Regions from separate parts of the Homo sapiens genome. Here all the other regions are linked to region 2. The links are chromatin contacts, found by Hi-C or POLR2A ChIA-PET in ENCODE. All regions are on one chromosome and are shown on one strand. The core of a region is the stretch at or near the end of the contact, and the rest is flanking DNA. Distances in the headings are between cores, read along the strand shown.

Region 1 (3,892 bases), core at 551-3,050, 180 kb before region 2:
AGCCTCCCAAGTAGCTGGGATTACAGAAGTGCACCACCGTGCCCAGCTAGTTTGTGTATTTTTAGTAGAGACAGGGTTTCACCATGTTGGCCAGGTTGGTCTCGATCTCCTGATCACGTGATCTGCCCGTCTTGGCCTCCCAAAGTGCTGGGATTACAAGCCTGAGCCACCGCGCCCAGCCTGGTCTAAGGAATCTTATAGTTAAGGTAACCCTGTTTTCCAAACCAAACACCAGAGTACCCGATCCAACACATTTTTGACCACATGTGAGTCTGTTCTTCTGACATGATTTGGATCACACCTAGCCATAGATTTAACACATTACCTCAACTAGAAAGAATAGAGCAATAAATCAGAAGCACTCCAGAAAATCTTGGGTATAAAATGAACTTCCCCCGCCCTTTTCTGGGGCACAGCTTTGATTAAAACCTGTTAGGAATGATAATTACCCCCTTCTCTTTGTTCCTGTGCTATTCCTTTTACTCCTCTCCTCTGATTCCTCCATACCCACCCATCTTTCATCCAGTAGCCTCCTCCCCATCATCTCCCATTTCTTCTACAGGGGGACTCCCCCAGGTCTGGTAGCCCAAAGCTGCTGCTACAGCCGCCATGGGGGGGTGAATTCCTCATCCCCCAATACAGGTAAGTATTCACTCCTCCCTACCCTCAAATCAAGTAGGCCACATTCACTGTCTACTCCTGCCTTCCCATTCACATGCCTGATATTTCCACAGGCAACCAAGACTCCAAGCAGGGAGAACAGGAAACAAAGAATAGGTGAGGTCTAAACCCCTCCCCTAACAGCCTCCCACCACCATCTGACTCCCTTCCTAACATCATTCTCAGTCACTTCCTACTCTTAAATCTTATTGTATGAACTGGACACCAGCTCCTCCCACAATTCCTTCTACCTTACATCCTGCAAGCCCCTTTCCCCCACAGGTTCAACTCTGGTACTTCCCTTTGGAATACGGATTCTCTGAGAGGTTTTAAATTTGGACATAGCACTAATGGTTCCAGCTTCATACCCATCATGTGTCCTACATTAAAACCTGGCCCGAGACCTTGAAGAGTCTGTAATCTTAATTTCCTCTTTAGTATTCCTATAACCCACTCTCCATCTCCCCACCTACCAGGTCTGCCAGTGAGGAGCAGGCCTTGTCACAGGATGGGTCTGGGGAGAAGCCCATGCACACAGCTCCTCCACAGGCCCCGGCCCCGCCAGCCCAGTCCTGGACAGTGGGTGGGGACATACTCAACGCCAGGTTCATTCGAAACCTGCAGGAACGTCGCAGCACCAGGCCTTGGTGACCGCAGCCCCGTCAAACATCTTCAAAGTATTATTTCTCCCTCACTACAGGAAAGAGCCAAAGCCCAACCCTCATAATAGATGGATACATTCATTCATTCATTCATTCAGCAGGCTTATCAGATTCAAGTCATTTGTATCTTTTAACCAGACCAATAAAAGTATTTATTTTTATCACAAGAGCTGTTGAAAAATTTGACTCATTATTTCAGCCGCCTCACCCCTCACTGTCGTTGCACCCATTCAGCCTTCAGCCCTGTTTTTGCTCAGCTTTTTGCTCAAAGGCCTCAGCTGTGAATACAGCGCTTGGGGGGGCGGGGGAGGCTGTAACTTGCGCAAGCGCACTCAGGCAGTCTCCGAGCCCGCGGGCGCAGGCGCGCTTACAGCCGACAGAGCGCTTCAGCCGCTTCCCTCGAGCCTGCAGTGCGCAAGCGCGGGACATCTCCGTTTCCCTCCCTCAGCCCCTTCCCCCCCTACCCCCCCGCCCCGGCCTCCTTTCCCCTTCACGAAGCCGGCTCTGGGGCGCGCTCACCCCTGTGAGGAGGCCGGAGGTCGGACTCAGGAGGCTCCTTCTCCACTCCCGGAAGATCATGTACCAGCCCAGCCGGGGTGCGGCCCGGCGTCTCGGCCCTTGCCTGCGCGCCTACCAGGCTCGACCCCAGGTGAGCGGAGGAGAAGAGGGAGGGAGGAGAGGGGGCGGGGAGAGACCCTCCTCAAAGCCGGTGCGTGGGGCGGAGCGCGCGCTGGGTTCCGCGCAGGCGCAGAGACACCCGCCGCCCCTTCCCACCTGTGCCCTGCAGCGCGTGGACAGGCTAGGGGTCGCGGGAGCGGGAGGGAGGCGCTGCCGGGCCTGTCGCGCAAGGACGTCGGTCCTCCCAGGTTTGAGGGCGGTCAGGCGGGGTCAAGGCCAGGCAGCGGGGCGCGTCTGCGTTGCGCCCGACTCTCCGCGGTTACCTGTGCCTAGAGGTGATTTGAAGGGCAGGGGCCGAGAGATTCGTAGCCCTGCTGCGGCGCCGTCCCGGAGTTCCCCGGCCCAGACCAGACCCGCGGGGCGCCCTCAGCAGCCCGCCCGTCTTGCACTCGGAGAGCGGTCCTGGCAGGAAGGCCGGCCAGTGTGCACCCGGTTCGGGCCCCTGCGCCCGGGCTGGCAAGATGGCCACGCCCCCAGCAGAGACGGCGCCTCTAGGACACCATCGGGGACCGAGGTACCCGAGCGGTCCGCCCGCCTTCCCTGCAGTGAGACGATCCCCTGGGGGGTTCCTTGGGAGCGGAGGGACTCGGGTGAGGCCTAACTTTGGGTGACCTCCCCTTGCAGTTTCAACGTCGGTAAACCCAGGAGAGTGAAGGCCAGCCTTTAACTGTCTCCTGAGGTTGTGTCTGTCATTAGAGGGGCCCGAAATGATAATAGCTTCCATTTATGTACTGCTTTCTAGGTCGCTACGTTTTGTTTACATTCATTATTTCATATAGGCCTCATAACCCAGTGAGGCTTTATTGTTCTCATTTATAGGACATTTGTAGGAAGCGGAGGCATAGGGAATGAGAATGCCTAAAGTTACATGATAGAATTCAGATTCCTAGCTTCAGCTGGATATTCTTTTTTCTCTGTACATTTGCCTCGCACACTTAATCATGGAGATGTACAGGCCACAGCATTTAATCCACAGTACAATAAAACCTGTTATTCGTTAACTCATCAAGTATGTATTACATGATTCTTGCGATAAGAGAGGTGAAACTGCCCCCAGTGTTGGAATCTTTTTTTTTTTTTTTTTGAAATGGAGTCTTGCTCCGTCACCCAGGCTGAAGTGCATTGGCACCATCTCGGCTCACTGCAATCTCCGTCTCCTGGGTTCAAGCAATTCTCCTTCCTCAGCCTCCCGAGTAGCTGGGACTACAGGCTCCCGCCACCACACCCGGCTAATTGTTTTGTATCTTTAGTAGAGATGGGGTGTCACCATATTGGCCAGGCTGGTCTCGAACTCCTAGACCTCGTGATCCGCCCGCCTCGGCTTCCCAAAGTGCTGGGATTACAGGCGTGAGCCACCGCGCCCGGCCACATTTCTTTAAGATTCCAACACTGGGCCGGGCACGGTGGCTCACGCCTGTAATCCCAGCACTTTGGGAGGCCGAGGTGGGCGGATTACCTGAGGTCAGGAGTTCGAGAACAGCCTGGCCAACATGGTGAAACCCCATCTGTAACTAAAAATACAAAAATTAGCCGGGCGTGGTGAAGGGTGCCTGTAATCCCAGCTACTCGGGAGGCTGAGGCAGGAGAATGGCTTGAACCCAGGAGGCGGCGGTTGCAGTGACCCGAGTTCGCGCCAATGCACTCCAGCCTGGGCGACGGTGAGACTTCGTCTCAAAAAAAGAAAAAAAAGTAAAATGTCTGCTAGGTTTTGGGAGGTGCCGGTATTTATGTCACATAAAACAGTTTGCTCGGCTGGGCGCGGTGGCCCACGCCTGTAATCCCAGCACTTTAGGAGGCAGAGGCGGGTGGATCACGAGGTCAAGAGATGAAAACCATCCTGGCTAACATGGTGAAATCCTGTCTCTACTAAAAATACAAAAACTAGCTGGGCA
Region 2 (3,949 bases), core at 978-3,477:
CGGCTGACCTGCATGCCCAGACTGTCTCCTGGGGCGCCTGTACAAGTTGGTCCTAGAATCCAATTCTTCCTGGAACTGGGTGTCATTTCAGGACAGAGAATACCGGGAGTCATAAATTGGCCCTGAAGCAAACGAAAGTCTTCCAATCCTGCATGACATAGCAGATTGTTTTGCTTGGGGCTTTGGCTTGGTCTGGGGCGTGCAGTTCCATGGGGGAACCTCTGGCAATCCCACCAGGGGGAGCCCTTTCCCCATCTTGGGGCTGTGGATCTCAGCTTTCCAGAATATTTGTGTGCATGTGAGTGAGCACATCTGACTTAATTTTTATATTCAGTATAGAATCATGACTCAGCTTTCCCTGTTAATGTAGTCAACTTAAGCTACTGCCATGGTTCAGGTTCCATCATGCTTCAAATATAGTTTATGACTGTAGTTACGTAGTGTGGCAGCAACACAGGGCAACTTGGGGCTGGGGAGAAGTGAGCGTGTCTTTCCCTCCCCAAATGCAGTCATTTAGCATCTTCCTCTTTCAGAGTCCTGTATCCCAGCGATGGGGATCAAGATTCAGACTTAAGGACACCCTACCTGGACCTTGGCAAGGAGATTTTTACAGTGGGAATCTGGTCCAGCCTCTCTCTGGCCCCAGGCCTCTACTGTCCACCTTTTACAAATGCCACATGGTAAGGAGTCAACTGAGCTACCTTCCAAGGAGCTGGATTGGTCTCCTGGCTCTGCCTGACCTTCCTCAGCCCCTCCGCAACCCCCACCTGCTCGCTTCTCCTTCACCTCCTCTCCTGTTCACCTGTACCTTCTTTCCTTAGATGTGGCCACACTCTGTTCCCCCAGGCAGCGTCTTCACTGAGTAGTCTTTGAACCATTAACCACCTGCAGCCCTATCCATGTTCTCTAGGGCACCTGCAAGAGGAGGAAGGGGAATTTGCTGATAGCCACAGCTGTGCATCCTACTGGAGGTGCCTTCCGGAGGGCAGCATAGTTAATCTAGACACCCAGCATTCTCAGTCCACTTCCATGGCCTTCTCTTCCCATTGCCTGGGTCTCAAAAGGCCCAGGACAATCTCATGAGGTGGACCGAGCAGTATTTGGGGAGGGAGGATAGAAAAGAGACTGGGATATCTTTAATTAATAGATACTATTAAAACCTCCTCCCCAGCAGCAGTAGTAGGGATCGTTAGTGGCAGCAAATCCATAGGGGTCTGCAGCAACCTCAATTCTTGCCTCTTTGGTCACTTACTGGGATCTTATTGGGAAACTGCTGATCACCAGTTTCAGATGTTTCTATTGGGAGACTGCCTGTCTCTGGTGCCAGCTGTGACCAATTATTTTAGAGAGCCCGTTAACAACTGCCTGACCCTCACCTGATGTTTGCCTGACATTCCTGTGGGTGTGTGTCTGGGGCGCCCTCTCCTGCCCTGCTCATCCCTGACTAGCTACTTACTCTAACAGGATGAGAAGACATACAAAATAGAGGCTACTTTAAAAAAAAAATTCTCAGAGTGTAGTGTGTAAACGTTCACCTCCACTATAAAGACCTCCTTGCCAGGGGTAGGAAGCCTTTAGTCTGAACCTTGAGCTCCGTCGCTGGGATACAGGACTCTGAAGAGGAAGACGCTAATGATGACATTGAGTTGACTCCACAGCATCTCACAATTCTTTCTTTTTCTAAGTCATCTGCATTTAGTATCCACTGACCAAGCAGGCAGGAAATGTAATTGAAGTTTTATTAGGGACTCCCCTATCTCTTCTCCTATGGGGTCCAGTGACCATCCCAGGGGTCTGACCCAGCCTAGAACATTCAGAGTCTGGGCCTCTGACCTTCAGACACAGCTGATATGAATGGGAGTCTTTGTGGTTAGTAAGGCCAAGGTTCTTAGCTAGTTTCCTTTGGAATCCCTGACCTCCCTCCATCCCCACTGTTGTGTGTGTGGGGTTCTATGTGGGAGCAGGGCTTCTCCTCACTACTCCAAGGACCCCCAAACCACATCCCTTCCACAGCATCTGGGAATCTCCCCCCACCCCCCACTCCCTTGAGCAGCTTTTGCCTCCTTCAGTCCAGTGTGCTTACCTCTCTCCCCTGGCAGAGAACCCAGGTGCTGGCGGGGTCTCCTCTGGATGCCTTGCCAACTTCTTTTTTTTTCTTTCCAACTTCTTCTCTTGGTGAGGCTACGCAAAATCTTCTGGGGCCAGGATGTGCAAACGCTTCCTGGAATGGGGTAGAACAGTGACAAAACAGGAAGAACAAAAAAACACATGTTAATATCTCAAGAAAGTATCCAGCCACCATAATGAAGGGGCTTCCAGGCTCTGAGGGAAGACCACTGAGCTGAGGGGCCTTTGCACTCTATTCCAGGGAAGATAATGGATGCCCAGAAGAAGTGGGACATTTGGAGCCCCAGACAAACCAATGACACAGACTGAGACACTGTGGAGCTGGATGCCTTTCTGTGTGTTTGTTAGAGTATGAGAAGCCCGCTGGGAACAAGTAAGGGCATCCCTAACCATCAGTGTCCATTGCCCAAGAGAGATGGCAGAAGTGGGTTGGTCCAAATCCTTTCCGTTGTAAATGTGGAGGGCTAACATTTTGAAATATTCTCTGGCCAGGTGCGGTGGCTCACACATGTAATCTCAGGTACTTGGGAGGCTGAGGCAGGAGGATCACTTGAGCCCAGGGGTTCCAGGCTGCAGTGAGCTGCAATTTTGCCACTGTACTCCAACCTGGGTGACAGAGAGAGACCTCATCTCTAGAAAAAAAAAAAAAAACAACTTCTGATTTATTTCATCTGTATCTCTCCCTCCTCCCCTCCCACTCCCCAGCCCTTCTAGCAGTTGGGGTAGGAGGGTGGGCAGTCAGCAGAAAGCAGAGCCAAGCAGCATCTTCTGCCTCATAAATTTCAAACATGAGACCTCATGGGAACTGAAAGGATTTATGACATAGGCCAGGTATTTAGGAGAAATGGACACTAAGAACAACCATCCCCTCACCTTCCAACAGAAAGGGGTTCCCTTGTGCTGGTGGGGCAGAGGGGCCATAATAACAATGTGCACATTTGTGGGTATTAGAGAAAGGGGTCCCTGGGCTGAGTCCTGGGGAGGTGGCAGAAATGGCAGACAGGTTTGTGGGGTCAGACAGAAAGCTCTGTCTTGCTTCGTCTTTGAGCCAAAGGGGACCTGGTGCCCCTGAGTTGGGGGCACTGTGTGGTGCCCAGTCACACTCTCCGTGGTGTCCTCAGTGAGTGGCACTCATTGAGGGACAGGAGGAGCAGAGCTGCTCCCAATAGAGAAGCACTGGAGCCCACACTGCCTAAAGTGGGAATGACCCAAATAGCCTTCAGCAGGAGAAAGGGGAGGAAAATTGTGGCATATGCATGCAGTGGAATATTTCTCAGCACTGAAAATGAATGTTCCTATAACTGCATGTGATAACAGGCAAATCTGCAGACATAAAGTCGAGTGAAAGAAGCCAGCTGTGAAAGAGCACATTGTATGATTCCATTTATATAAAGCTCAGGTCCAGGCAAAATGGTAGTAGTGAGGAGAGAGGTTGTCCTTTGGGGAGGGTAGTAACTAAAAGGCACAGGAGGGGGCCCCTGGCATCCTGGGAATGTCCTTTCCTTAATCTAGGCACTGGTTGCATGCATATGCTGTTTGCGAAAGTTCTTTGAGCTGTACATTTAAAATTAATGCACTTCTCTGTATGTATGTTTTATTTATATAAAAACATTTTTTTAAAAGATAGAAGTAGCTGGATGCAGTGGCTCACGCCTGTAATCCCAGCACTTTGGGAGGCCAAGGCGGATGGATCACCTGAGGTCGGGAGTTCGAGACCAGCCTGACCAACATGGTGAAACCCCATCTCTACTAAAAATACAAAAATTAGCCGGGTGTGGTGGCACATGCCTGTAATCCCACCTTCCTGGAGGCTGGGAGGTGG
Region 3 (3,527 bases), core at 132-2,631, 210 kb after region 2:
CAGCACACACGCTGCAGGGGACCTAAGGAGAGTGATGGCACTGGAAAGAGGAATGCTCCTGCTTCTAATCCTCCTTGATAGAGGCGCTCCCCTTTTGTTTTTGAAGAATTTATAGAAGCTTTTCCACCGGGGAGCTTCAGCTAGGTCTTCTCATCAGTGCTGTGTGCCAGACAAGCCAGATGATCAAGGAAGTACCTACACTTTGGACACTGTCAGTTTGCCTGGGGACTGAGAGCTTACAGTCCAAGCTTGCTTCAACTCTGGCTGAGGCCAACAGAGAGAGCCCAAAGACAACTGAAGGAGCGGCAGAAAACAAATATGGGAACGGGGTAATTGGCTTCCAGTTCCTTCATTCGCAGGTCATGAAAAAAACCTGGGGCTAGACTCCATGAGAGTTTTTTTGTTTTCTGTTTTGTTTGTTTGTCTGTTTGTTTGTTTGAGACTGAGTCTCGCTCTGTCACCCAGGCTGGAGTGCAGTGGCGCGATCTCGGCTCACTACAAGCTCCGCTTCCCAGGTTCACGCCATTCTCCTGCCTCAGCCTCCCGAGTAGCTGGGACTACAGGCGCCCGCCACCACGCCCTGCTAATTGTTTTGTATTTTTCGTAGAGACAGGGTTTCACTGTGTTAGCCAGGATGGTCTCGATCTCCTGACCTTGTGATCCACCCGCCTCAGCCTCCCAAAGTGCTGGGATTACAGGCGCGAGCCACCGTGCCCGGCCTGTTTTCTGTTTTTTTGAGACAGGGTCTTGCTCTGTTGCCCAGGCCCTTGAACTATTCCACTTCCCACTCCTCCCCAGGCCCTTCCTAATGGGACTAAGTCATCCTCCACCCTCACCTACCTTCTGGCTGCTGTACCCTCCTCTCTAAGCTTGGGGATTCTGCCACTGCTCACAGCTGGAAGAACAACAGCCTACATGTCCAGGCCTTGCCCAGTCCAGATGATGCTTTAAAGGCCTTCTTCTTCTTCCTTTTTTTTTTTTTTTTTTTTTGAGATGGAGTCTCACTCTGTTGCCCAGGCTGGAGTGCAATGGCGTGGTCTCAGCTCACTGCAACCTCTGCCTCCTGGGCTCAAGCGATTCTCCCGCCTCAGCCTCCCAAGCAACTGGGACTACAGGCATGTGCCACCACACCAAGCTAATTTTTGTATTTTTAGTAGTGATGGCGTTTCACTATGTTGGCCAGGCTGGTCTCGAACTACTGACCTCGTAATCTGCCTATCTTGGCCTCCCAAAGTTCTGGGATTACAGGCATGAGCCACTGTACCCGCCCTAAAGGCCTTCTTTGAAAGAGAAAAAGAAGAGGTGGCATTCTGTGAAGGAACATCAAGGACCAGACATCCAGCTTCCCCTGCAGCCCAGGTCCCCCTAGCGGTGCTTCTCTTCAGATTGAGGACCTATTCTTTGGAGTTCCGAATTCCTAGTAGTCCAGCCCTCAGATCTCCACCTTGAGACTCCACCCTCAAGATTCTCATTTTCTGCCTTTCCCTTCTAAGGCTTAATCCCATCGGGACTAAGGGAGGAGCCTTCCCTTCCAGCCTCACACAGGCAGACTATCTCAAAAGAAAGAGAAAGCAATTTTCCCTTGCATGCTGGCTGTTTCACTTCCTTCTACTTTTAGGAAATGGTGAGTGATTTTGTTTAAAAGAGAATAATCTTGGAGTTTGAGTAGAGTTTGGGGAAAGTGTTGACAACTTCTGGGACACACACTCTGTCCTTGTTGCCCCCATTCTCTTCAAGGCAGGAGGGATGATTATTTTGCTTCTTTCTCTCCAATGCAACCCAGCATCTGTCCTCCGTTCTGTTCTCAGTGGCAACTCTTCTGCCCAGAAGATGGACCTATTTACTCTATAATACATCATTCCCAGATATAGGCGCATTAGAGTTGGAAGAGAACTTGAATTAGTGTCTGACCACCCGTAATAGGCAGGGATCTATTTCCAGCGTCTCTGACAGCAGTCATCTAGCCTCTAATTAAACACTTCATGAGACATTGCTGTTCCACACTCACGCAGATTTAATTCTCTCTAGAATCTGCCCCAGCATGGCTTTGACTCTTGTGTTTTATGCCCCTGACCAACACAAAACCAGTCTATTCCCTCTCCACAGGCCAGCTTTTCATCTCAACTTCTCACTTAGTTTCTCTCTTGGCTCTGACCCTAACCTAAGGCATCGACACACAGTTTTGGGATTCTTCCCTCAAATCTAAATTGGCAATCCTTATGTTAGTCCAGACAACACCAAGGCAAGAACATATGTGGAGGGTGAAGGGCAGCACCTACATCCAGGGAGAGAACAGGGCCATCGATGAGGAGAGGGTCTATAGGGATCTGGGAGGTCAAGGGCTTGGTTGTTAATGGGATGGAAAATCAGAACAGGGTAGAAAATAGGCATGACAGGGAAAGAAGCTCAGTCTCACCTTAACTCTAACTGATCCAACAAGAAAGCTGAGCCACTTTCCTGAATCCCAGAAGATCTTATTTCTTCAAGCTGACATGACTGATTCTTTACTAGTCCATGTGTCAAGACCATCTGGGGTCCCTTAAACCAGTGGCTCCCAAACTATTTTTTTTTTTTGAGACAGAGTCTTGCTCCGTCGCCCAGGCTGGAGTGCAGTGGCGTGCTCTCAGCTCATTGCAACCTCCACCTTCCAGGCTCAAGCGATTCTCGTGCCTCAACCTCCCGAGTAGCTGGGATTACAGGTGTGCACCACCATGCTTGTCTAATTTTTTTGTATGTGTAGTAGAGACAGGGTTTCTCCATGTTGTCCAGGCTGGTCGAGACTCCTGGCCTCAAGTGATCCTCCTGTCTTGGCCTCCCAAAGTGCTGGGATTACAGGTGTGAGCCACTGCGCCCAGCCCCAAACTTTTGTGTTCAGAAGAATTACCCGATGTAGTAAAAATGCACATCATGGTCCCCTCCCAAACCGATTCCGCTTGATTATCTGCCCCCTAGAGGAAGGGCACAATACTGTTTGGAGAGGAGCTTGATGGGCCTTCAACTTTTCTCTTACGTTCTTTAGTCGGAGAGTATCATGAATAGTTAAAAGAATAACACCATCCCCTGTAAACCCTGGTCTTGTAACTCCCCCATACCTGGGATATGGAATAATGCATGGGTTAAGGGCTTTAGGGGCTGGCTCTGGGGTCAGACTGCCTTGATTTAAATCGTTGTTCCACTACCTACTAACTGTCTGACCTGGAACTAGCTGCTTAACTTCTCTAAACCTCAATTTACCTATCTATAAAATGGGGGTAATATTAGTTTCTATCTCAAGGAGGTATTGTAAGGATTTTAGTACTAATTTATATGTGGCACTTAGCACAGTGCCTGGAATATAGTGAGCATTCTTAAATGACAGCCACTATTATTATCACTAGTATTACTCATAGTAGCGGTAGTGGTGAACAAAACCAAATTTCCAGTGGAGCCAACCAGCCACCCTTTCTTAACCAGCTGTAACTTCCAGTGAAATCACCACGATCATCCCCCCAGATTAACCCCACCTTCCAGTGGAATCACTGTGACCA

Evidence for each region. A loop is a pair of places that touch in the nucleus more often than their neighbours do. ChIA-PET counts read pairs that join two places held with the same protein, here RNA polymerase II (POLR2A). Pooled maps may share reads with other maps.
Region 1: a pooled map shows a loop between it and region 2 (2.2-fold over the local background). The contact joins the promoter of C6orf136 here to the promoter of LINC00243 in region 2. A Hi-C loop is called at or near these places in 3 of 50 pooled maps. POLR2A ChIA-PET finds 5 or more read pairs at or near these places in 5 of 52 experiments (GM10248, H1, WTC11 and 2 more).
Region 3: a map of CD8-positive, alpha-beta T cell shows a loop between it and region 2 (33-fold over the local background). The contact joins the enhancer-like site here to the promoter of LINC00243 in region 2. A Hi-C loop is called at or near these places in 3 of 168 maps with a recorded cell type or tissue (CD8-positive, alpha-beta T cell and K562) and 11 of 50 pooled maps. POLR2A ChIA-PET finds 5 or more read pairs at or near these places in 2 of 52 experiments (activated T-cell and activated naive CD4-positive, alpha-beta T cell).

What each region holds. Positions count from the first base shown.
Region 1 is chr6:30,645,333-30,649,224 of GRCh38, forward strand. C6orf136 (chromosome 6 open reading frame 136) reads left to right here and starts at 1,801. Exons shown (of 6, transcript NM_001161376.2): 1 at 1,801-2,514. The coding sequence starts at 1,900. It overlaps ATAT1 (alpha tubulin acetyltransferase 1), which reads left to right. Exons shown (of 13, transcript NM_001413067.1): 11 at 563-642; 12 at 735-777; 13 at 1,137-1,489. The coding sequence ends at 1,311.
Region 2 is chr6:30,828,432-30,832,380 of GRCh38, forward strand. LINC00243 (long intergenic non-protein coding RNA 243) reads right to left here and starts at 2,228. Exons shown (of 2, transcript NR_130726.1): 1 at 2,084-2,228. RefSeq lists enhancers at 101-395, 275-1,174.
Region 3 is chr6:31,041,555-31,045,081 of GRCh38, forward strand. No RefSeq gene overlaps it. Among named protein-coding and RNA genes, the nearest start is that of MUC22, 33 kb to the left of the region's middle. Within about 2 kb of position 1,382, at least 2 of the 41 ENCODE cell types and tissues checked have a DNase peak (open chromatin) inside an H3K27ac peak, as active enhancers do.